Linked DNA regions of Mus musculus: all the other regions are linked to region 2. A link is a loop called in an ENCODE intact Hi-C map of the cell type or tissue named here. Cell type or tissue: left cerebral cortex. All regions are shown on one strand.

Region 1 (5,000 bases), 120 kb before region 2:
CCAAAGGCTCACACAACGCTAAGCATGGTGGTATACAACTTTAATCCCAGTATTGGAAAGGCAGGGGCAGACTGGTTTATATAGCAAGTTCCAAGACAGCCAGGGCTATATAATGAAACTCTGTCTCAAACAACAACAACAACACAACAAACAGACTTACAGGTCGAAGGCTTGATTCCTAATGAGGCAGTGTTGAGAGCTAGGTATGTGTGGTATGCATTCACAGGGTGTGTTGTGGGTACACAAGAGTGTGAAGGCCTGACGTTAACGTTGGCTGTCTTCCTCAGTCGATCTCTATCTTTTTGAGACAGGGTCTCTCACTTGAACCTGGAGCTCATCTATTCAGCTGGAATAACTGCCACCGAGTTCCAGGGGCCCTCTTGTTCCTTCCTATTTCTGGGATTCTAAGTATAGGCTGCTGTGCCCAGCTGTTGCTGCTGTTGTTGTTGCTGTTGCTGCTGTTGTTGTTGCTGTTGCTGCTGCTGTTGCTGCTGCTTCTTTTTCTTGTTCTTGTTCTCCTCCTCTTCCTCCTCCTCCTCCTTCAATGTGGGTGCTAGGGAATTTGGACTCAGGTTTTTATGCTTACACTGCAAGTACTTTACTAAGCCATCTACCTAGTCTCAGAGATGAGACTTCTGGGGAGTAATTGTGTCATGAGGACTCTGCCTCCATCTATAGATTAATCCATTAATGGATTTATGGATTTATAATCTTCCGGCATTATTTGGAATTGGTAGGGGGTATGTATAGGTGGAAGAAGTAGATCAGTGGGGATACACCTTTAGAAGCAATCAACATCTTGTCCCCAACTCCTCTTTTTACCTACTCCTGACCAGGGGCAGAGGGTAGTGACAAAAAATAGTAAAACAGGACTCTGCGTTTGGAGGCCCTGCAGTTGGAAGGAGCTAAACCATTTAATGAGAAGGCACTGGAGGGCAAGTCTGGTGCCAGAAGCTTCAGTAATTCTAGTTCAACAGAGTACATTAAAGCTACTACGGTTGGGAGGAAACAGTGATAGAGTGTATGGAGGAGCCGGAGGGGTGGGGTGGGCATGAATTTGATCAAGATACATTGTATTTACTATGAAAATTTTCAAGTAATATTCTTGAAAAGAAAGAAAAAGGTCACTGCACTTTAAAAGGTCAGATCTTGGATCTTGGGAGAGAGCAGGGAGTCTACTGTGGGGCAGTCAGTGCCTTCTCAGCCCCTTGCCTCTCTGTGCCCCCTCTGTGTTCTTAACTGGCCTGAAGCACTTACTCAAACGGCCTGGATACTGTAGCTAGTAATGATGGGCTAGCACTGCACTTCTGTTATCTTGCTGGCTTTCAGAACTAAGGCATAATTAAGAAGGGTGGTTGGGGAACATTCGCATTGTACCCCTAGAGGTGAAATTACTGGACCCAGGCAACATTTCCTGGCCATTACTCAGTGAGCAGCTAGCTCCGTTCCACCATGCCCTTGCCAGCCTCTGCCTTGCCTTAGGCTTAAAAGCAGTGACTATAGGCTGAGATCTCTTGAGCCCAAATACATTTTATCTTTTTTAAAAGTTTATTTTCTCTGGTCTTTTTTTTTTTTTTTCAAAATAATGAAAAGTCTAACACAGAAACATTGGGAGGCTCCCAAATGCCCACCATTCATGCAATCTGGTGTCTTCACTGTCTCCTGTCAACAATGCTCACTGGTCATCTTACACTGATGGTGACTCTGCTTTGGGAAGAGATGGAAAATATGGATTTTTCACCTTTCACTAATAGTCTCTGGTCTCATGAATTCAATTTTCTCAAGCACTGGCATTGATTTTACCGTTATGCCTGTGGGATTTCTTCTGGCAGGCCTCATCTCTCTGACTCAGCCAGCACCTTTGCAAGTGTTGGCTGAGATAGAGCCTACTTCTCTGGCCTGGGTTTCTGCAGTTGCAAAGGGAGCCGTCAATGCAGACAGACACTTGACTCTTTCACCTATATGGTCCTTGTAAATGCAGTCTAGAGATATCCACGCCTTTTTTTCAGTTCCCAGAACCTTATGACTATTAGAGTTTTAAAAGGCCTAAGAGACACCTAGGCAGCCAGCAGCGATTACGGTGTAGGGCTACTCCGGCTCAGAGGCATCTGGGATATCTGAGTGGCACATGACTCATTCTGACTCAGCCTCTGTTTGGTCCTCTTTATTCCAAGGATGGTGCTCTCAGAAGCTCACATCCTCTGCAGATCCAACTTGGCAGGCCTGGGATGAGGGTGTCACTTCCTAACTTAATACTTCCTAACTCTTTCTACACCCCACATCCACCCATCCTTCCATTCACCATGCCGACAAATAGTGTATGATCTCTGTTGCAGCAGAATAAACCAGGCAAAATCTAGGACGTGCTTGGGGGAATAGCAGTGTGCTGTGTCATCATCCTCCTTAAGAACTGTGAGTTAGGGAGCTGGAGAAATGGCTCAGCAGTTAAGAGCACTGACTGCTCTTCCTGAGGTCCTGAGTTCAAATCCCAGCAACCACATGGTGGCTCACAACCATCTGTAATGAGATCGATGTCCTCTTCTGCTGTGTCTAAAGACAGCGACAGTGTACTCATGTACAGTATACATATAAAGTATACATATAAATTAAATAAATCTTAAAAAAAAAAAAGAACTGTGAGTTAGATTCTGATACTGCTACCAAGGTGAACTTTTACTGGTTTCATGCCAAAGACCAGATGACAATTTTGCTTAGACCTTTTGGTTAAACCTTTGGTCCTTTCTTCAAGAAGCATGGTGTTACAAATTACACTTAGACATAGAATACAGATAACTAGATCCCATCGGGAACACACAGAGGGACTTTGCTTCGGATCCTCTTCCTGCTTGAATGTACCACTCCTGGGTCACACTCTCCTCTCTGAGATGGACTACACCCTCTAAATGTAGGGAAATAAACTCCTACTTTAAGCTGTTTTCATTGTTCATTCACGGCACTTGATGGTCTTAGTCAGGGTTTCTATTCCTGGACAAAACATCATGACCAAGAAGCAAGTTGGGGAGGAAAGGGTTTATTCAGCTCACACTTCCACACTGCTGCTCATCACCAAAGGAAATCAGGACTGGAATTTAAGCAGGTCAGGAAGTAGGAGCTGATGCAGAGGCCATGGAGGGATGTTTCTTACTGGCTTGCTTCCCTTGGCTTGCTCAGCTTGCTTTCATATAGAACCCAAGACTACCAGCCCAGAGATGGTCCCACCCACAAGGGGCCTTCCCCCTTGATCACTAATTGAGAAAATGTCTTACAGCTGGATCTCATGGAGGCATTTCCTCAAGGGAGGCTCCTTTCTCTGTGATAACTCCAGCTTATGTCAAGTTGACACACAAAACCAGCCCGTCCAGTGAGGATTTTATTCCTTTCTCCAAAGGAGGATCAGAAAACTCTTATGAACTACTTCAGAGAACAGGGGTGGGACCTTGATTGCCTTTGCAGTTTTCTAAAATGGTGACCCATCACATTTTGAGACAGCATGTGTGGTGGTTTCGATATGCTTGGCCCATGGAAAGTAGCACTATTAGGAGGTGTGGCCTTATTGGAGTAGGTGTGGTCTTGTTGGAGGAGGTGCGTCAACGTGAGGGTGGGCTTTGAGGTCTCCTAGGCTTGCCTTCCACCCAGTGTGGAATTCCAGCCTTCTCCTGGCTGCCTTCTGGTTAAGATGTAGAACTCTCAGCTTCATCTCCAGCACCATGTCTGCCCAAAGGCTGCATGCTTCCCACCATGACAATAATGGACTTCTGAAACTGTAAGCCAGCTCCAATTAAATGTTGTCTTTTATGAAAGTTGCCTCGGTCATGATATCTCTTCACAGCCATAAAGCCCTAAGGCAGTGTGTCCTGTTAGAATGAAGGCCTGGTACATGCTACTACACAGCTGAACCTTGAGAACATTGTGCTAAGTGGAAAAGGAAAAAGAGTTACACATTGGATGCTTCCAATGTGGTGGGTAAGTCTGTAAAGATAGAGTACAGACTCCCAGCTCCCAGCAGCCAAGAGTGGGAAGTGGTACTTGTAGTCTTCACCCTGGGAGGCAAAGGCAGGGCAATCAGAGAGTTCAAGGCTAGGCTGAGCTACGTCGTGAGGCCCTTTCAGACAGAAAGCTACAGAAAGAGAGGGAGAGGAAAGGAAGCAGCATTGTTTAATGCTAATGGAGTTCAATATCTGTTAGTAAAAACATCTGGGTAGATATGGTAACTACAACACAGTGAATAAACCAGCTGCCACTGAATTACTCACTTTGAGACAGTTAGTTTTAATCAACCCACAGTTTTATGTTTTAAAAAGAGTTAAATTTAGGATAGGTGACAAGGCATCTATGCTTTAAAAAGGAAACTGGACCTTGAACAAGCGTGTGCTGCTTCAGCTCCTTTCCAGGATGCTGGGACGCTGTTAGCTCAGCCCTGGGGCCTCTGTGATTCAAGTCCAGATTTCTGAGTTCTGCATGAACATAGCAACACTTTTGCTAGGCCTAGCAAGATGGCTCAGAGGGTTAAGGCCTCAGTTCAGTCCCAAGGACCTTGGGAAAGAAGAAGAGAATCAACTCCTACAAACTGTCCTCTAACCTCCACATGTGTAGTGTGGCATGCACACACCCAGAACAAATGAGCAATCAAGCTTAAAAGAACACATTTCTAACACTCTTTCAAAAGCCATTCTGTTATCATTTCCTCCATTGAGATGCCATAGCTAGTTCATCATCATGTCAAGCCTAGCACTCTCCTTCTTCCTCTGCTTCTTCTTCTGCTTCTGCTGCTTCTTCTTCTTCTTCTTCTTCTTCTTCTTCTTCTTCTTCTTCTTCTTCTTCCTCTTCCTCTTCCTCTTCCTCTTCCTCTTCCTCTTCCTCCTCTTCCTCTTCCTCTTCCTCTTCCTTTTCTTTTCTCTTTCTCTATTTTTTTTAAGTCAAGGATGGAGATCAGACAGACGATAGCAGGAGCCATATATTGGAAAAGGAAGCATTAGAGAAAATGTCAGGAGCCCCACACA
Region 2 (5,000 bases):
GGTAGCGGACCTGGGGAGTAGCTATGCCTATAGGGCATTCTCTTGATTGCTGGCTGTTGCAGGAGGACCCAGGCCACTGTGGTGGGTGCCATCCTTGGGCATGTGGACCTAGGATGTAGAAGAAAGGCAGCTGAGCAATCCAGGAGAAGCAAACCAGTAAGGTGCATTCCTGAGCTCTAAGTTCAAATAGACCCTTTTTGACTAAGTCGGTTTTGGTTAGTGTTTTATTATAGCAACAAAAAGCAAATTAAAACATCCTAGAGATGCTGATGGCTAGATCTCTGTTAGGGTTTGGCAGTTAGGTTTGAAGGGACTGCTCATTTGACCTCAGTAAAACCAAAACCAACAAAACCAAAAAGCAGCCCCCCTCCCCCAACACCACTATCACCACTTGGGGGAAAACACAACCAACCAATCCCCCAAAAACAAAACCAAAAAAAAAAAAAACAACAACAAAACACCAGAGACATGAAATTCCTTTCACCTTTTCAAATAATCAGGAGCAAGACGGTTTTTTGTGTGTAGCCAGTCTTAGGGAGCCCAGGCCATCCTCTCCTAGACTTTGCCTTGAATTCTTGGTCCCCATGCCTCAGCCTCACAAGTACCAGGATTACAGATGTAAAACGCCAGGCCCTCATTCTTATTAACTTAGAATAGCTCTCTAGAAACAGGGCTTGAAGAGCTTAAATGTATGCTTATGTTCTAGAGAGGGGATTACAACCCCAACCACTAAGGACTCTGACACCCCCCCCCCCCCCAGTTATCAGACTGTGAAATTTTATATGCCACCATAAATTATTTACTTTGCAAGTTTCCAGTGCCTATGTATTATTTCTAACAACTCTGTGTGTGAGGTGGGGTGGGGTGGGGGTGGGGGTGGAGGAGGGGGTGGGGGTGGGGGTGGGAGTGATTGTATTCCTCCAGCCTTGGCAAGTGGAAGGTCTTCACTTAATGTTGTACTTAAGATGCCTGCGGAATCTGAACTTCAGACCTATCCTCTCGACCCACCTCAGTGACATCCTCATCTCTCTGAGTGGCTCCAACTCAGCTCCTTTTATCTAGTAGATTCTCAAGTCCGTGACCAAAGAGGAACTCATTGGAAACCACTGAAAAATAAACAAAACCGCTAGGGCCACCACTGCACTGGCTTCTTGGCGGTGGGGGCTGTTCTTTCTGTCCCGGCCTCACCAGTGCCCCGATTACTGGACCCCGCCTCTGGGCGGCGAATTCCGAGGTGGCCGGCTCGCCCACGCTTGTGCAGGACCCGCACCCTGCGGTGATCTTTACTCCCCAAAGCAGTGCTTAGGTTTCTCGGCTCTCCTAGAAGCCAAAGGGGGCTGGCCACCGCCGCCCCCTTTGCTGGAAGGACAATGAGAGGCCAGCGAGAAGTCTTAGGTAAAAAGGCCACGCTAGCTTTGGCTTTTCTCGCTCGCTGGCAGTTTTTTCCTTGTCCTAAAAAGTTGGCCCCAAAGTTTAACGATGGGAGCGTATGTGTAGGTGCGTTTGGTGGGCGCGGACAGGGATGCAGAGGGTGTGTGGGTCTTGTTGATTCGGGTCCTCAGGGTCACAGAGACAAGAGCCAGGCTCCGCATGTGGACTTGAACCCCTGGGCGGGGAGCAGGCGCGGAAATGTGGCGGAAGGCGCGTGAGCGATGGCGTGGCCAGGCACTAGCGGAGGACGAGGAGGGACCCGGGTAGGCAGCAAGAGTGTGAGCCCCGCGCTGAATTGGTCTCCCAGCCCCCACCTGTTTGAAACGATTTGCAAACACCAAAGCCAAATTCTCTGTGTTCCAAAAGTTCGAGAGCTGGAGTCGGGCAAGCACACGTGTTCCCCCAAAAGGCTCTGGCTGAGCCGACCACACTGCAAGAGGAGGAATTCTAGGGGTGCAGGGAGAGGAGCAAGTTGGCGTCAATGAAGGGTCGGCCCTAGGACCCCGCGGGAGGCGCGTTGGAATCTCTCCCTTCCAGGAGGAGGGGTGGGGCGGGCCTGCCCGCGGGCGGCCGCCGGGCGCATGCGCGCGCGTCTCCTCTCCAGCCGGCCGCTGCGCTCCGCCGCGCGGAGTAGAATGAACTGTAACAAAACAAGCCGAGCCTTTGTATCTGCTTAAAGGGGCCGCGGCCACTTCCCTCGCGTCCCCTCACCCCCGCCCCGCGCCGTCGCGTCTCCAGGGCTCCCGGCAACTAGCTTGGAAAGGGCTTCCCTCGCGCTGAGGAGCGGCCGGCCGGCGCGGAGCAGGCGCGGCGTGTGTGGAGAGAGCCGCGGAGCGGAGAGCGGGCCCGGGCGGCGCCGGAGTGGACTCTGGTCCCGGGAGCGCGGTCGGCGCCGGAACGCGGACCCGGAGGCACCGGAATGCAAACAAAGCTCGCGGGCGCCCGTGCAGGGCTCTTCACGGAGCCCGGAAAGTTTGTTTTATGATGGCTTGAGAGCGCGAGAGAGTCGGGCGAGGAGGCTCGAGTAGCTCGCTCCCGCGCTCCGAGAGATGCTTCTCCCGTGAGCCCGCCGCTCCGGGGGCTCGTGCTGTGGGGGCACCTGTCTCTCGTTTTAGCAGTTTTCTTTTCTTTTTCTTTTTTTCTTTAATTTGAATTTTGTTTTCGAGGAGGGGCTGTAACTCATCATGTCGAAAGTGATCCAGAAGAAGAACCACTGGACTGGCCGCGTTCACGAGTGCACCGTGAAGCGGGGACCCCAGGGCGAGCTGGGGGTGACGGTCCTGGGGGGCGCGGAGCATGGGGAGTTTCCGTACGTGGGGGCGGTGGCGGCGGCCGAGGCGGCGGGGCTTCCCGGCGGTGGCGAGGGGCCGAAGCTGGCCGAAGGTGAGCTGCTGCTGGAGGTGCAGGGGGTCCGGGTGTCCGGCTTGCCCCGCTATGACGTGCTGGGAGTCATCGACAGCTGCAAGGAGGCCGTCACCTTCAAAGCCGTCAGACAAGGTAAGACGGGGCGTGCCTTTGGGGGGCGCACCCCGAAAAAGAGGGGAGGCCTGAGGGGGCGCCGTTTGCTCCGAGTGCTGTGAGCCAAAGTTGAGGCCCGGACCAGATGCACTCAAAGTTGTGAGGTTGTGGGCTGTGCGCCCACCTGCGTGGCGGGCTGGGGCCGGGGTTGCGCCGGGAAGCGGGGAGATGCTTCCCAGGTCTGGTTTGCCAACTTCTAGGTCGTAGCCACCTAGTGCTGCGCAGCCTCGCCTTCACCTTAAGGCAGATGGGGAACTGAGGGAGGCTAAGGTGGACGCTTCCCCCAGCCCCTTACGGGATGGATGAGCTCACGGAGCTGGTGGCTTGCCACTGCCTGTTTCCCTGAACTGGAGAGTGGGTCGTGGAAGGAGAGGGTCTATTTATGGTTGATTGGAATTCTTCCATCACAGAATTTGCCTTCATCCTGCAACCCCTCCAGGTGGGGCTGGGTTATAACCCACTGGAGTCCTTAATCCAGCCTCCTGCAGAGCCCGCAATCACCCCACAGCGGGGTGACGTCTGTGTCTCCTCCTTGTGGAGACCTACGGTGGGGGAAGGGGTGATTAGCGCTTGGCGCGAATCTAGTCCAAGTTTACCCAGCCACCTCCTCCTCTTGCACCGTCGTCCTTATTGATGATGGTTGTTGAGAGTTACAATTCATTGTTAGCGTGTTATGTGAGAGGCTGTCTGTAAAGTGGTTTAATTGCATTATCTCATTCTGATTCACATCAATGCTATAAGAACGACTCGGTTTTTGTAAGTCCTATATTACAATAAGTAAGCCGGGTCTGACCTTAGGTAAATGACTTGCCCAAGGTCACACAACTACCAAAAGTGTATGGGTCTTTTTTTGTTAAACCTTGAGCAAGGAGGAGGAGGGCTTGAGGGGACGACTTTCGGGACCTGAGTTTTGGGGTGGGGGTGGGGAAGCAAATCCTCCCCTAGAAGTCTGTAGGATAAGGATGGCTTTCTGTAGGGTAAGGATGGCCGTGGGAGAGTACTCCCTCGCAGTTTGGTCTGAGCAATGGTCTGATCCTGTAGCTAGCCACCGGAGCATAGCTGCAGTCCTTAGAGGCATCCCTCCTGCACCCAAGTGCTGTGACGCAGGTTCTCCCAGATGAAAGCACCAGAGGAGGTGGCAGAGTTGAATGTGGTGAAAAGTTGCCATATGTTCCTGTCAGGATGGCAGCAGCTGAAGGAAACGTGTCAAAGGAAAGCGGGGAGAGCCAGCGCTCTCAGCAGCAGGCCGCTTCCAGATGACCGGAGGATGAGCGCAGTACTGTGTGCGGGGAGCCTAGTAGCCAGGCCTTTCTATCCTGTTGGGAGCGCAGAGGCTGACACCTAACAGTGGAATGTCCATATCCTGCTACTTGGCCTTGCTTGATGAATCTGTCCTTAGGAGTTTCTGGTAAAATCATAACCGAGGAAGTGTGCTGGTTCACAGTAAGTGCTCAGGAAAAGCGAGTTGTATTGGAGTTGGATTTAAGCAGTTAGCAATTCAGTTTTTAGCTAGGAATTTAATGCCAGTTCCCCGGGTGTTTATGACTTGGTAGAGCTGTTGAGATAACACTGTGACAGGCATTTATTTATTGGGGGAGGGGGGCAGCATTGGGTTTGAGTTCAGGCTCATTTTGCAGAAAGATTTCTCATCCGGCAGGATGGCAGGATGTCTGGGTGGTGGTAAATGGGTCCTAAGACTTGTTGACCATGGGCAAGAAGCTTCCAGAAGCTGAGCTCTTCCACTATTTTGCAGAGACCCTGGAGCTAGCTAGTACCCCTTCTCCCTCTCCACTCTCCCTTCCTCTCTCTCACCCCTCTGTGTGCACTTTAGTGGTGGTGGTGGGAGATGCCTGTGGATTTGACAGTTATTATAGTGCCTTCAGGTGTCCTATGATCAGGGCTGTCTTTTGCCAACAGAAATGCTCACAAAGGGAGAGAGTGGGCTTGTGCTTCTGAACAGCCTTGCAATAGGCTATGAGTGCTGTGGAATCCACCACATTATAAAGACTGTCACATGTGATAATGACATGGGCACAGTTACTGTGAAGATG
Region 3 (5,000 bases), 120 kb after region 2:
CGTTCCTCTATTATTGACCTCTTTGGGTTTGTAACTGAGTCATATCAAAATAGTGACTATGGATGACATCTCTCTGACAGCATGGTGACATCTCTGCTATCTGTGAGCACCTCTGAAGTGACCTCAGGTTTTCATAAAGCTGACCTACCTTTCCTGCCATCCTGTGATCAATTTTTGGGTCACACCATATCTATCTATCTATCTATCTATCTATCTATCTATCTATCTATCTATCTATCTATCTATCTATCATCTATTTGGTTTTGAGACAGCATCTCACTATGTATCCCTGGCTAGCTTGGAACTCAGTACATTAACCAGACTGGTTTTGTACTTAGAAAGATCCATCTACTGCTGCTTCCCAAGTGCTGAGATTAAAGATCTTGCCAAGCCTACAGTAGAGTGGTCCTGTAGGTGTATGTTTTTAGTGAAAATTATTGAGCTTAGAGTGACTCTAGATTTCCCTTCATGTCTGAGGGTTTGTGAGGGCATTTTTCATGTTGGAAGGAGATCCATGTGTAAAATTCATTCTCTTGTTATTATTTTCATTAATTGTTCCACGTGTGTATATTTCAAAGCAGTAGGAGCTAAGAATCAAATTGTAGAAATGAATGATCTTTAAACTGTATATATGTATATAAATGTACGTGTAATTTTATACATGCATGCATGTGTACATCCGTAATATGGACATGTGTATTGACTTTTACAAATAAATGCCATCTTGGTGTGTTGTCATTTAAATTCTGTTACTGCTTTTCTCTAGATATTTTGAAACAGAACTTCCCTGAGACCCGCCCCCTTCCCACTTTTCTTTCTTTTCCTTCGTTCTCTCCAGTTGTCAATGGACTTTTATTTGAGAAGAATAAATATTTGATGTTAGAACATAGCTGAGGCCGGATTCTAGATCAACTCTTAGCAGAAACAGATAAGTAGAGAGAGTCTGTTTGAGCAGGGATTTTATAGAAAGAACCATCTGACCTACTGCCATATTAAACTCTGGCTTATGTTTTGTTTAAGGCATTATTCTTAAAAATTTTAAGGAGAAAGCTAATAATGAGTATATGCTGAGTTAAATAGTTGGGATTATGCTTTAAATTTATATTAGGGAACAAATAGCTATTTTCCTTGAAAATATTTTGCCTATAAGTAGCAATCCATGTAGCAGGATGTTGAAATACCTCATATTTTCCATTAATATTTGGATGCAAATAGTACAGGGTTATCATTAAACAGTTAGAAAGAAAAGACTTCTTCTCAGAAAAAGCCTGCTTATAATTTCCCTAAATTTGATGAGTGTTATCTTTCAGGAATATTAGTCTAGATGTACTTCATATGTGTATGTAAAATAAAAACCAGCATTGAAATTTATACATCATTTTTTCATTTTCACCTCCCACTAAATCATGAACATGTTGTATGTTTTAAAAAACACACATTATTTTATACTACCATTTTAAAGATTTGCTTGGCATTCCATCAGAGGGCTGGCTGTTCTCTCTGTGTAAGCATTGCTGAGTAGTAGCTCGGGTGTCTTTTAGTTTAAAGAACTCTTGAGATAAACTTCCTTGTTTCTGAATATCTGCCCACATGGCTAAGGGTTTTTTTTTTTTTTTTTTTTTGCTTCAGGCAAGTCCCCCACTGTGGAGTTGCTGATAACCAGGTTTAGATGATTTCCAGGCCCTTTTGTTTGTTTTCAGCTCCCATATGATCATGTTTTGCCTTCCTGATAACCTTCCTCCCAGTGCTGGACATGGTTGTACTTTTGATGTTGCGATCTCTGTTGATGTAGAGATAGCCTGATGGCTTCAATTTGGTTTTGGTTGCCAGTTTCTTTTCCTGTTCTAGTTTCCTTACTGGTGTCTGAATTAGAGTTCTTGTGTAACATTTTCCTTTGACCACTGTCTTTAGGAGAAAATCACATTAGCTCATCAGCCCATGACTCCACAACAGGAACCAGGCTCTGTGTGTCCTGTTGATGTTGTTGCCATTGGCTGCTGTGATTGGCTGGTAGGTAGTGGGTCAGTCCTTTCTTCTTTCTGAGCCAGAAGAGTGGCAAGTGAGTCTCGTCATAGAACAAGCAGGACACTTATGTGCCTCTAGCTGCCAAGGAGGGCTGCATCATTAGTAGGTTGCCTGAGAGGTTAAAATAGTTTAGACTTAATACTTACTATAGTTTGATAACTGAAGGATCCTTTCAAAGGCCAAAAATAACTGTCTGGATAGTCTAGATCAACATTCTTTCTCCACTTTAATGTGTGTATGTGGGGTCATTGACATGAATTTGAATAAGATTTTACTATGTAAATGACTTTAATTAGTTAACTTTGTGCCTGTCACTTCACACCATAGTGAATTTAGGTTCAGTTATTCCCTATGATAGAGAAGGCTGCAGAATAGATGATGGTCAGCGGTCATAGTGCAAGGGGTTTTTGTTTTTGGCAGAGATTTGGAAGAGAGCCTGGTTACTGTATGAAGAGAAAGGTAGTGTCTGCCATGATTTGCCTTCTGGAAGGAATTATAATTGTGTCACTCAGAAGCCTCTCATTCTGAGGTAACAGTTTAATTTCTGAATTCTCAAGATGTCATATAACTCCCTGGGCCAATAGATTTTTTTTTGTGTGTGTGTGTCTATTTCATTTATTGTTTTTGTTTGTGTCCACTATCATGGCACTGGGTGGAAAGAGAGGCACTGGGAAAGAGGTGCTGAGCTTTAAGAGGAAACACTTATCTTGGGCCTTCTGCCAGCCCTTCTGAGGTGTCCTGATGCAGGAAGTCACACTTGCTGGAGGTTCAGCCAGTCATGCCTGTTGTTCAGTCAACACAAGGAAGATAAAAGCCTGACAGATCATTGCCAAGTTTCTCTTAATTGTGAACATGTTGCTCTGTTCCCCAGGAACATCATAGATAGCTGCAAAGGGGCACATTTTTTATGTTTTAATAAATGACATTATTTAGCACCACCATTCCCTGATACTGTCCAGTCCTGTTTAGGAATGTCACAGTGATGGGTGTGTATGCTTTGACCTCATAAGAAGGTTCCATGACAACAGTAAACATTCACCTTGCAGGTTTTCATGAGGTAATTAATGTGAATGATGCAAGTGGCTTTGGCCTACAATAAAGATGGTTGTGAAATTTCCCATGCCGGAAGATCTGCTCAGAGCTGGGACGGGCTCTCTGAAGACTGTGAAGGGTGCTGTTGTGAGCCACCCTTACAGACGGAGCTAGAGAGAGTGTGTTCCTCTGGTGTGCCCTGACTGGGGTGAAGTGGAGAGTTCCTACCACTGTTTGAAGTAGTTTTTGTTCTTCTCAAGGACTATTCTAATGGAATTCTGTTTGTATTTTCTCTCTTCTATTAGTCTGGATTAAAAATGACAACCAAAATCCCAACATTCAAAATGGTTGATAATGTATTTTATAGAAGGGCTGTCATCAGTTACCTTTCCAATTTGATAATTGATATTTGATTATCTTTTTCAATACTTGGGTGGAATGGTTTATTTTAGTCATTTTAATGATTTTTTAAAAAAAGATTTATGTGTATGGATGTTTTGTCTGCATGTATGTCACACCATATATGTGTAGTACCTACAGAGGTCAGAAGAGACGGTGTTGGACTCCTTGGAACTGTAGTGACAGATAGTTGTTAGCTACCAGGTGGGTGGTGGGAATTGAACCTAAGTCCTCTAGAAGAGCCACTAGTGCTCTCAACTGCTGAACCCTCTCCCCAGTTTGACTTTGATGATTTTAACAGTGGATGGTACAGGAATCTGTTTTCTCTCCACCATGTATGTTCTGGGGATTGAAGTCTGGTTGGTGATCCAGGCTTGATGGCCAGTTGGGTCGACTTGCTGGCCCTACCAATTTTTGAAGTGCCTTTTTTTCAGGAAGAAACCAGTTTTACTGTAATTTCCATGAAACGTAAAACAACAACAGAGCAAGTAAAATCTGTAAAAATGCATATCTAGTTCATAAATTTTCTGCACTGGAAACCTTGCCTTCCTTCACCTTGTAGAAAAGTGACTTCCGTTGGATGACGTAAGAACAGCTGAAAGGTGGGTGTGGAGATTTTGTTCATTTAAAAACCATCTAACACGCTTTTTATGAGGTGGCTTTTTTGGACAAACAGTTTGAAAAGAATCTTGTTATTGAATTTTTCCCCTAAAATATGAGTGTTGGTGTCTTTCCTATGTGTTATGCGAGGAAACGGGAACAATACGTGCGGTTCTCTTTTAGGTGCGACCTCTAGGTGTGCTCTCCCATCTGGGTTTGTCTTGCTTTGATGAGCTTACAGCCCATTCTAAGCTCGGTTTCTGTAGCTGTCAAATGGACCTGGCCATGGTTCCTGCTCCTGGAGTTTTTGAGGAAAATCCATGAGATACTCTACTGTTTTCCCAGGTTGTCTGATCACAAAGATTTCTCTAAAGCAGCACAAGTTAGTCTACACGGTCTTTAAATTCACGTCTATACTTCCACATAATCTTAAATAACACAGTGAATGAGCAGAGATGTCAGTAAATCGCATAGTAAAATTTGTTAGTTTTTATATTCATTAGAAGGTTTTATGTACTCTTTGCTTTATTCATTTTCTTTCCTTTTTGCGCAGGGGTGAAGAAGGACTGTGGGTTAGGAACTTTTCCCCTTGTAATATAACTAAAGAAATAAAGTTTTCAATTAGAGTCCCTTAACCATGCAGGGATTTTGTGAGCAGGGAGTGATTTCCTGTTATGTATTGCTAGATGGTACGGGGTGGAGAATGCTGCTTTGGAAAGTGTAAAGTTTCCAGTGTGCACAGTGAACACAATGATTATCTGTGATGCATTTTCTACATACAGCATCTGTTTAGAGCTCTGTGTATGTGTCTCATTGTTTAACCTAATATTTTTATAGCTGGTCGCTTGTCCCAGGTCTAAACTGCAAATTTATAGCCAAGTTTGACAGCTGTGTGGGGCTACTTGGGATAGCACTGCATTTGTGAAGTCTTCTATAGGACATGT
Region 4 (5,000 bases), 100 kb after region 2:
GTGGTTTCAGATACCGTTCCAGAAGACTGACCATCGGTCAGGTACAGATTGCTGGGGAGATTGAGGAAAGAGGGTCACAGTTTGTGGGAGAACCCCATCTCTAACAAAAGAAAATCTACACAGTAGTAAGTTTGGCAGAGGCGAAGCCTCTTGAGTTTCCTACTACACAACTCACCTGTGCCACTGTGGCACCTCCTGTTCCTCAGGGCCCGTTCTGTCCTCACGTGTTGGAGAGGCTCATTACAGACTTTACCCCACCCAACTCTTAGAGTTTGCACCTCTCACATGACAATCACGTACTTGCTTTTAGCTCTGAATGCCCCCTTCCTCCGCAGTTTTTGGCCCGGAATTATTGATTTCTCTCCATCTGGAATATTCCTTATTGCCTATTATTTTTTGAGCTAGTTGCTATATATACTTCAGACTTCCTCCTCAGGGCGTTTTCTAAGGGTGTTCCTGATGTGACACCCTAGATTCTGGGAAACATAACCCTTCCTAATAGTTTCCTCTGTTTTTCCTTTAGAACTTGTTTTTTGTCTTTCCTGAGAAACTCGTACTGTGTCCCAGGGCAGAAACAATGGCTGCCTTCCCAATGGCCTGTCTACCACCCATGACAGTGGCTACTTAAGTACATCCCTTAGTTTATTTGCTTAGAACATAACTTCACTGTACCCTTGGAATTGCTCGTTCTTCTTAGGGTAGCCTCTGGCTCCTCCCCCCCATTCCAAGGGAACTTTCAGTGTCCACCAGGGTGGCCTCAAACTCCCAGAGATCCTCCTGTTTCTACCTCTCAAGTGTTGGGATTAAAGGCAAGCACCACCTTCTCTGGCTGAAATCAAGTCTCTTGGCAAATAGCCTCATGAGATATCCATCATGGAAAAAGATCCCTCATCTTGATCAAGTCTTCAGGGGACTGTAAACTATGCCAGGGACTCCGGATGAAACTGTGTGGGATCACAAATGATAACCAGTATAGTCACTGCTGCACTCTGCATGCTCTCTGGACTCCAGGGACAGCATGTATGAGTGGATTACTCAAGTTGAACTAAGAATGTTTCTAAAGGTCGTTATTGAAAGAAATGTCAACTTCCCTGGATTCTCATTTTTCAATGGAACATGTATTTGGTTAGAGCCTAAGGTAGTAGTATTTCCTCTTTCAAATCAGCTGTTTATAAGATTATTTTTTAGTAGATTGGATTAACTGAGAAAATGTAGGATAATGTAGGATACTATAGGGTAGTACTTCATCTAAACCATATAAAGAGCCAGTTTTTATTCCAAATGGTAGCCTAAGTGGAAAGAGACTTTATTAATAGAGAACTCGGAAGGGCTAGCTGGCAAGGTTGGAGTAGGATCTCCTGAAAGGTTAGAACATAGAATAGAAAGTTATGAGGTGTCTCATTTTATCTCTTCTCCTGATCCCAGGCTTTCTGACTTAGGCCACTTTCCATTCTGTAACTGTCTGGTGTCCCGCACCTTCTTACTCTGAGTTAGTTAGCTGATTTGGTTTGGAGTGTGAGGCCTTTGTTTGGTTTGGGTTCTGGGGATTCAGCCCAGGGCTGGGTGACTTCTAGTAAGCACCCCACCACTGAGCTTTATGCAGAGCCTCTGTTGTGGTTTGTGGTGTTTAGCTTGCGAATGGTAGTTGTGGTTTTCATCTTTTACGGTGTTCTTGCACCATCAAAAGGATTCAAGTTGCTGAGGAGGTGGTGTTCTGCATTGTCTTGTGTGGATTGCCTCGACTCTGGAATAGATGTAAACTCCTTTTCCTTTATTGTGTTCTCTGTCTGTGCAGTGGCAGAGTTCCCTGGGTTTGCTGGGGTGGAGGGAGGGGCACTGCTCTGCATAGCAACTTTGTGTTAGATGGAGAAGAAAAGATAGGTTGCTCGGAGGAGGTTGCTCTCTCTGTACACAGGTTCATTGTCACAGGTATTTGTCATTGACTGCTGAAAGTGATCTAAGACAGACTTGCAGGCCCCACTCACATATTACCATATTCCACAAGGCTAACGCTGACTGCATCTGTGATTATAACTGTTTGGTTCATGTTGAGGGTGCTTCTGAATACAAGAGTGCATTGTCTCACTTACAGCCTGTAATGACAGACACATCACAAGTGGCCGTTTTCCTTACACCACAGCTCCCATTGTGGTTGGATTTTATTTGAGAAGGTAGTTATTTTGGAAAGAAGGAACTACACCTTCCAGCCTTAAAAGGCGACCTTGCAAGTTTTAAGTGTTTAGAACCTCAGCCAAGAGACTAGTTGCCTATGAACTGCAGTTTCAGAATCTTTCCAGGTGGAAGGACACAGTTGAATGGAGGGACCAAGGCCAAGCTTTTGTTATGGTGGCAGTGCCGGGAGAGGAAATGAGAACAGTTGGGATTCCTGCAGGCTGGAGGAGCAGTTGAGTCTGGGAGAAAACAATGCATTATTTCTTCCCACTCGCCCTTGACAAGTGGCGTCTTCTAGTTTCAGTGTAAGCAGCGCTCCTGGTTCAGCCTGAAAAACTACTTGTGAATTCACTGTAATATCAGTGCCCAGATTCTATCCTCAAGAGTATTCCAGGGGCGTGCTGATTGTTGGCTGATTGCCCGCTCTGGGAAGAGAGTCGTGCTTGCCCAGGTCCACTGTCAAAACACCACCGCCGTGGCCGGTGTTACATAGGTGGCGACTGTTATCGCCGTGTGCAGAGCTGGGAAACATTGCACACAGTTGGTTCCGCTGTCAGTGTGAGCTGGCTCTTTCCACAGGGAGATAGATCCTCATGCAGCACATTACAATGACGAAACTCTAATAATATGAGGACCATGGTCATGCATCAAGTTCTTTGGTACACTTTGTCTTACTTTTTCAAGTAGGACTTTTCAAGATAGGGTTTCTCTGTGTAGTCTTGGCTGTCCTGGAACTCACTCTGTAGACCAGGCTGACTTCAAGCTCAGGTACCCACCTGCCTCTGCCTCCCAAGAGCTGGTATTAAAGGTGTGCACCACCACCTCCTGGCTTACTTGTTTTGGTTTATGAGACGGTCTTACTGTATAGCCTAGTCTGGTTTCCAACTTGGCGTCTTCCACCCTCTCCCTCCACCTGCTAGCATCATAGCATACGTGTCCTATTTTTTTCTTAGTTGGTCACCATAATAGTACAGAGAGATAAATGCTGTCTGCTCTCCCAAACTTAGCATGGTCTCTATTTAGTCCCAGCAGCTTGTATTTTCCATTTGCCCATCTCTCTGAGAGTCAGATCTGAGTATGAATGGAAGATCTGAGACTGCAAAGTATTTTGCTCATCTCATAGTCAGGATTTGTGATCAGTAAAATATGCGTAATTAAACGTTCAGTGTCAGGTTCGTTTCACCTACACTTTCTCTTTTTCAGTTGTAAAGAGTCCACCGTATTTTCAGAAGAATTAATGGACTCATGCAGTTTACTCAGTATCTGTTACGTGCCTGTTTTACATTGCATGGCTGGATCAGTGGACAAAATAGGGAAACAACCATATCCTCCAGGGGAAATTGGGCCAACTAATGTATGTCAGAGCAGTTTATGTGGTCCGGTGGGGGTGGGAAAAGAATGCTAGGGGACTCTATACAGAGGAGGGGCCTGGGCTGCAGTTTTAAAGCCAGAGATCATATTACTGTAATAGCTTAAGTTTCTGATACATCACATTCCTGATTGCTTTTTCTCAAAGGAACATGGTATGCTCCCTGAACTCAGGTGTAGTTTGCTGGCCCCCTCCCAGGCTGGATCTCTCTGCCTTCCCTTGATTATTGGTCAGTATGTAGCCTAACAGCCCCTGTCTTTTCTAGGCCCCTTGTTACACTCCCGGCTGGTGTTGATCTGGTGGTCAGCCTAAACCCCTTTCCACAGGCACACCTCCCCACCAAGCCGGCTTTCCTTGCCCAGTCAGTTTACTGTTGACTCATTGGAGCTGGAAGTAGTACTTTATCTCTGCAGTTTCTCATTATACAGAATCCTGCTGGGACCCATTGATTTATTGCCAAATCACTCTTCATTTGTGTCTCCCCGAGTTCTTGATGCCATTTGAGGATGGATTTTCATAAGCAGAGTCACACCTTTTAAAGTTCATTTTCCCTGAATGTGATGTTTAGAAGGATCCTGTTGATGTCAGTAAGTCTCTAGCCCTATAGGAAGAAGGGGTGGGGAGGGGAGAGGGAGGAGAGGAGGAGCCCATTAGGACAGATGGACCTGAGTGTTGGAGCCAGCACAAATATTTTTAGCTGGAAATGATTAACATTCTGTTGCTAACATCTTATTCATCTTTAGTACCACAGTCTGTTTGGATTAAGAGGAAACCCTCCTTATCATGGTGTAATACAATTTCTTTTCAGCTTTAATCTATACAAGTAAAAGTTCCTTTGGATAAATACAAGACAACAAAAATGGCCTTCAAGTGTGACAGATTATGGGTTTTTTTTTTCAATGTCAGAATCTGGTTAATACTTGCAGAAAACTGCGTGATCATTAGTAGGCAGGAAGCCCATTAAAAGCTCTGGTTAGGAGGCTGCAGAGATGCAATAGATTAGAGGCAGGGTAGTCAGCTCAGGAGGAGCAACACTCAAGGTTGGCCTCTGCTCTGTGCTCTCAGGCACACATGTACACCGCACACACGCACACACAAGTGAATATATATTAAACTGCTTGTAAAATATGTAGCATTAAAAAACCACTTTAGAATTATTTAATTACAACCATATATATATATATATATATATATATATGGTGGCGAAAAGTAGGAACTTAGGAGCCAGACTCTGGATTAGGATGCATTTTTTTTTTTTTTAAGAAATTTGTTTGTATGATCACAGATTTGCCATATTTGGTGCTTCAATTGATTTGTCTGCCAAATGTAGATAAAAAATATTTACTCAGAGGGTTCTTGTGAGGATGGAGAAGATCCAGTAAAAATGGTCACACCTATGAAAACTGCTCCCTTTTGGGAGAGAGGGGTAGCCCCCGTGTTTAGCAGTCCAGCATGTCCT
Region 5 (5,000 bases), 56 kb after region 2:
TAGAAAACTAAAGAAGTTCTTAACTTACCCTTGATTCTGAATTCAGTTTCTTCTGTGCTAAATGACCTGCGTGGGCCCTGTGCCTGGTCATTTTGGTCCTACGCACAAATGTTCTCAATGGTTAAGGAGAGATAGTTGGGGTTAGTTGTTACACAAGGATCCTTCTTGGAAAGGTAATCATAGGAGACAGAAAGGTTGTAAATATTTCTGTGTTCCAGTTCTTATTGAAAACTTTCTTGGACTGTCATATTACAGTTGGTTAAAGAAAATGAAGATCAGTGAAGTGAGAATTCTTACCTGCTTAGGTAGGAATCACCCAACTTTTTTATCTTGGCCTTTTGAGACGTTTTATTTTATTTTATTTTTTAGTACTATGTTTTTTATTATACTATAATTACATTTTCCTCTTTCCTTTCCTTTCCTCCCTCCAAACCTTCCCACACACCCACCCCTTGCTCCTTTAAATTCATGGTCTCTTTTTCTTTAATGTGTGTGTGTCCTTCTTTCCTCCTTCATATTTCTCTCTATCTCTATCTATATGTTTTGGTTTTTGAGAAGGTCTCACTTTGTAGCCCTGGCTGTCCTAGAACCCACATATAGATCAAGTTGGCCTCCAACTCACAGAGGTCCACCTGCCTCGATTAGTTGAGTACTGAGAGTGATCACTGACTACATATAATATCATACACACACAGACACAGACACACACAGACACAGACACACACAGACACACACACACAGACACATAGACACAGACACACACACAGACACAAACACACACACACACAGATACAGACACACACACACACACACACACACACACAGACAGACATATACACACAGACACACACACAGATACACACACAGACACAAACACACACACTCAGAAACACACACTCAGACACACACACACACACACACACACACACACACACACACTTTCAGGACTATTTGGTACTGGATAACCAGTTGGGGTGCTCTTTCCTGGGGAAGACTTATTTCTCTCTGAGGATTCCTTGTTGCTTGTATTTATTGTGTAGAGTTGAGCCCTCACGGGCTTTCTTCTTGCCACATGAGCATGTCTATTGATGTCAACCTTGTTTAAACCATGTTTAGGTGAGACTTCATGTGTATAGTTTCTGACATTTCTAAGAGATTCAGTTTCACAGCAAACTCTGTGTACCTCTGGCTCTTAGAATCCTTCTGCTCCTTTTCCAGAATGATCCCTGGGCCTGAGGTGCAGAAGTTATATGACAGATGTCTCATCTGGGACTGGTCCCTACAACTCTGTGATTTTATCAATTGTGCTTTCTATCTGTTTCAAAGAGAGGTTTCCTTGATGAGGGGTTTATCTGTGGGAATAAGGATAAATATTTAGAATGTATTTAGGGATTGTGCTGGTTTAGTACAGTGATGGTTATAGGTTCTTGAAACTTAAAAAAATTTTTTCAATATATGATTATTTACTAACTGCCTATTTGAAGGAAATGTCAATATTGTCACAGAACACCAACATTACTGACAGTGAGTTGAGATAGATTCAATTTAGCTCAATTTCTTTTTCTCTTCTTCCCTCCCTCCTTCCCTCCTTCCTTCTCTCCTTCACTCCCTCTCACCTTTCTTCCCTCCCTCCCTCCCTCCCTTCCTCCCTCCCTCCCTTCCTTCCTCCTCCTCCATTCTTCTTTTTCTCCCTTCCCATTTGGAAGCAGAAAATTGTAACATTAAAACTAGCATTCTTATGATACTGCCATTTTGAACATTTCCAGTGACTTTACTGAGATCCTTGAGAAATCAAACGTTTGGTGTGGTATCCCACACCTGGGATGATGAGGCAGCAGACACAGGAGGATAGCTCTAGGTTGAAAACCAGTCTGGTATCTGTAGCAAGTTCAAGGCCAGTCAGGGCTACCACCCATCCTAATTTTATCCTTAGATGAATTTGTCTTGGCTCTGAACCGGGGTGAATCTCTTTAAGTTTGAAGAGCAGAAGTGTATAATTATGTAAAGGGATTGAGCAGGCCAACCACTCCTACAACTAGCTCTTGCACTGTGTGCAAATTCACATAGCTCTGGTCCTCTCACCCTGGGCATGTCTTAAGAGAACCTCAGTGACTTGCTGGGGCTTAGATGGGAAGGTGAGATTATTATCTTCTGAATGCATCCATCATATTTGAAATGTTGACGAGCCATTGGAGTGTACTTGTTAAATGTTCTAAGGATATAGTTCCATTACTTATATTTAGCTTATATTGAGTGTCTGTCCTTCGAGCTATTTGGGGACTGGTGCTTTGAGGATACTGTGATTACCTTCATTGTCTAAAGTGAAGAGCGGTGATGGAGTCAGAGATTTTAAGTCTGCTTGCCTGGGGTGGACAGATGAAGCCCTGTGTCCCCTATGTGGCTGCAGTGAGGAAGAACTTCAGCTTTCTGCCCTTCCAGGTGTCTTCTCTTGGGCAGGTGACGCCATGAGGTTTGTGCCATGCTAGAGTATCCCCAGGGAGTTGGAGATGGCAGTGGTGCCCACCTCTCGGCGTAGTTACCAGAATGACATCATTCTGGGCTAGAGTAGGGACTAGATGAGACACTTGCCTGAGTGACAGAACTTAAGAGGAACTGAAACCTTATCAGTTATTATATCCAAGCGCACTACCTTTTATTTTATAGTTTTTGGTGCTGAGGGTCAAACCCAGAACCTCACATACTCTAAGTATGTGCTCTTCCACTGAACTGCATCCCTAGCTCCAGCACACTCCTTTTAAAAATATCAGTTAATGATAAGGCCCACATATGATGTACCACAGTCCTGAGTAAGTTATGTCTGGTCCTGCCCTCATATTCCCCTGCCTCACTTTTCTTCCTGATATCCAGGGCCATCAGTTGCTAAGAGACATGTCATATGAGAACCTCCGGCTTGTCATTACCAGTTTGCAGTGACTCAGTGCTTAGCTGCTGCTTCTTGAGTCTCTAGCCTGTGTGTTCAGAAGGACTCCTCTCTGCAGTTCCAGCTGCGGCCGGCGTGAACTACTTTCCAGCATCTCTTTGGAGCAGGATGGTTCTGTGTTTTGGTTGCATCACCTGACACAGTCCATGTAGCTGTTCATTTCGGAACCCTAGACTCCAGCTATTGAGTTTATTAATGAAGCAGTTCTTTGAAGAGGTGGGGCATAATGCCTACTCCTGACCCACATTTCAAAAACAGAACGAAGAATAGTGATATCAGAAGCAAGTTCCGGTTTTTGCTAATCTCCTCTGTGAGCATTTTAAGGTTTTTATGAAGGAAGAGGGAAGCCATTTAGATTTCCCCGAAGCCACAAGAGCTGAGTTTTACAAGCACATCCCTGAGGAAGTTAATCAGGTTTCCTTGGGGTTGCTGGGCTACGGTGCTTAGAGGAAAAATAGCACCACCCTGAAGAGTAAGAATAGCAGAAACCACATGTCCCTGTGAGCCTCAGCCAACTGCTCCTGAAGGAAAGGGAGTCTAGCTGCTAGGATGGTTTTTGTTGGACAGCTTTTCGGTTAAGCAACAGGTTCCTTCCCAGCCTGGGAATGTGATTTATTAAAGATACAAACATTGTTATCTGAGTGTGTGTGTGTGTGTGTGTGTGTGTGTGTGTGTGTGTGTGTGTTGGGGGAGGTGCTAGGTTGAGGCTGTGCTCCGTTTGACAAATAACTGTAAGCAAATTGGACTGGATTTTATGTTTAATTCCCAATTCACATTTTTCCATTTGTTTGTTTGCTTGCTTTGTCCTTTTGAGTCAGGGTCTCACTATATAGCCTTGGCTGGCCTGGAACTTGATATGTACACCAGATTAGCATTAGACTCACAGAGATCCATTTGCCTCTGCCTCCCCAGTGCTGCCGTTAAAGGCGTATGTGCCACCACACCCTGCATTTTTTCCAGAGATCTTGATATTTCTGTGTTTAGCTGTGGCAAGAAACAAGAAACGAGCCTTGACTATTCTAAATTGGTCCCTGCCTGGCTCCTGGACTTAAGAAAGAAGAGTAAACAGGATAGATATCTAAGCTTGTTGAGAAAGGGCAGTGCTGCTTTTTGGGTCCTTAAAACCCTTGCTTGTGAATGAAGACACCGGGAGCTGACTCACGGCTGTGCTGTGATTCCGATGGCCCCTGTGATTGTGATGAAGGCAGAGTCAACAGTGGGATTGGCCGTAGGAGCCATGATTAGTGATCATCTGGGTGGGATCGGAGCCAGAAAACCATTTAGGGCCAGAGTTGAGTCAGTCTTCTGCAATGCTCACTTCCCAGCATGCTAGGCTCTCAGAGCACCTTCAGTGAGCAGGACAGAGAAAGTTGCTGCTGTCTTGGGAAGGTGCCAGGATGCCCTGAGTAAGACCACGGGCTGGGGGAGAAGAAAGAGATAGCTCAGTCAGTAAAGTGTTTGCTGCACATCCATGAGCCCCTGGGTTTGATATCCAGAACACAGGTGGGAAAGCCAGACGTGCTAGCAGGTACTTGTAATCCTAGCACTGGAGCGGCAAGGGCAGGGAGTTCCTTAGGGGTTTATTGGCCAGCTAACCTAGCAGAATACAAGAATGACAGCATCCCGAGAAATGACAACCAAGGTTGATCTCTGGTCTCCACACACAGGCACATACCATGAGCACTTGTAGCTTCAGATACATTGTACCTGGACACACATCAACATGCTACTCAACCCCCACCCCCAAAAGATTGATTCTAAACTAACTACTTAGAAGCTGTGTGCCTTGAGTAAATTAGCCTCTCTGTGCTTTTGATTAGCATTTGTAGCAAGCGTATCCCTTGCCTTACACAAAGTTCTTAGAATGGAACCTGGATCTTATGCAGTTTTTCCGTATAGGGTAAGCCTTAGTTTTTATACTCTATTTTTTTTTATAGGTTTACTTTTTATGTGTGTGCATATGGCAAGTAACAGGCACACTGCTGAACAAAGGTGAACAAAATTAACAGCCAACAGTGAGGGATCAGGGATCGTGGTGGTGCAGTCTCAGATTTGCTGC

The links. A loop is a pair of places that touch in the nucleus more often than their neighbours do. Peaks named below come from ENCODE experiments on the same cell type or tissue, not always from the same donor. Only the 100,000 strongest peaks of a DNase experiment are listed, where the experiment ranks them.
Region 1: it touches region 2 in a loop (5-fold over the local background); 6 of 42 quality-filtered maps call a loop at or near these places.
Region 3: it touches region 2 in a loop (2.4-fold over the local background); 4 of 42 quality-filtered maps call a loop at or near these places.
Region 4: it touches region 2 in a loop (2.4-fold over the local background); 7 of 42 quality-filtered maps call a loop at or near these places.
Region 5: a loop joins it to region 2, with 2.7 times the contacts of the local background. A loop is called at or near these places in 7 of 42 quality-filtered maps.

What each region holds. Positions count from the first base shown.
Region 1 is chr6:94,402,737-94,407,736 of GRCm38, reverse strand. No RefSeq gene overlaps it. Among named protein-coding and RNA genes, the nearest start is that of Slc25a26, 95 kb to the left of the region's middle. In left cerebral cortex, no CTCF peak of the experiment used is centred here; DNase peaks (open chromatin) are centred at 1,886 and 2,205.
Region 2 is chr6:94,280,938-94,285,937 of GRCm38, reverse strand. It overlaps Magi1 (membrane associated guanylate kinase, WW and PDZ domain containing 1), which reads left to right and starts at 2,021. Exons shown (of 24, transcript NM_001029850.4): 1 at 2,021-2,928. The coding sequence starts at 2,616. It overlaps Gm31661 (a long non-coding RNA gene), which reads right to left and starts at 2,017. Exons shown (of 5, transcript XR_377886.4): 1 at 1,009-2,017. In left cerebral cortex, CTCF peaks have their summits at 1,225, 2,023, 2,955 and 3,485; DNase peaks (open chromatin) are centred at 2,041, 3,107, 3,463, 4,108 and 1 more place; H3K4me3 peaks cover 3,738 bases; H3K27ac peaks cover 2,626 bases.
Region 3 is chr6:94,156,414-94,161,413 of GRCm38, reverse strand. The region is part of intron 1 of Magi1 (membrane associated guanylate kinase, WW and PDZ domain containing 1); the gene reads left to right. The region is part of intron 1 of 4930511A08Rik (RIKEN cDNA 4930511A08 gene); the gene reads left to right. Among named protein-coding and RNA genes, the nearest start is that of Gm52867, 69 kb to the left of the region's middle. In left cerebral cortex, no CTCF peak of the experiment used is centred here; a DNase peak (open chromatin) is centred at 1,915.
Region 4 is chr6:94,181,131-94,186,130 of GRCm38, reverse strand. All of the region lies in intron 1 of Magi1 (membrane associated guanylate kinase, WW and PDZ domain containing 1), which reads left to right. All of the region lies in intron 1 of 4930511A08Rik (RIKEN cDNA 4930511A08 gene), which reads left to right. Among named protein-coding and RNA genes, the nearest start is that of Gm52867, 44 kb to the left of the region's middle. In left cerebral cortex, no CTCF peak of the experiment used is centred here; DNase peaks (open chromatin) are centred at 2,462 and 3,120; H3K4me3 peaks cover 323 bases.
Region 5 is chr6:94,224,480-94,229,479 of GRCm38, reverse strand. All of the region lies in intron 1 of Magi1 (membrane associated guanylate kinase, WW and PDZ domain containing 1), which reads left to right. All of the region lies in intron 1 of 4930511A08Rik (RIKEN cDNA 4930511A08 gene), which reads left to right. It overlaps Gm52867 (a long non-coding RNA gene), which reads left to right and starts at 1,626. Exons shown (of 2, transcript XR_003956333.1): 1 at 1,626-5,000. In left cerebral cortex, a CTCF peak has its summit at 3,006; DNase peaks (open chromatin) are centred at 2,979, 3,425, 3,957 and 4,105; H3K4me3 peaks cover 422 bases; H3K27ac peaks cover 1,688 bases.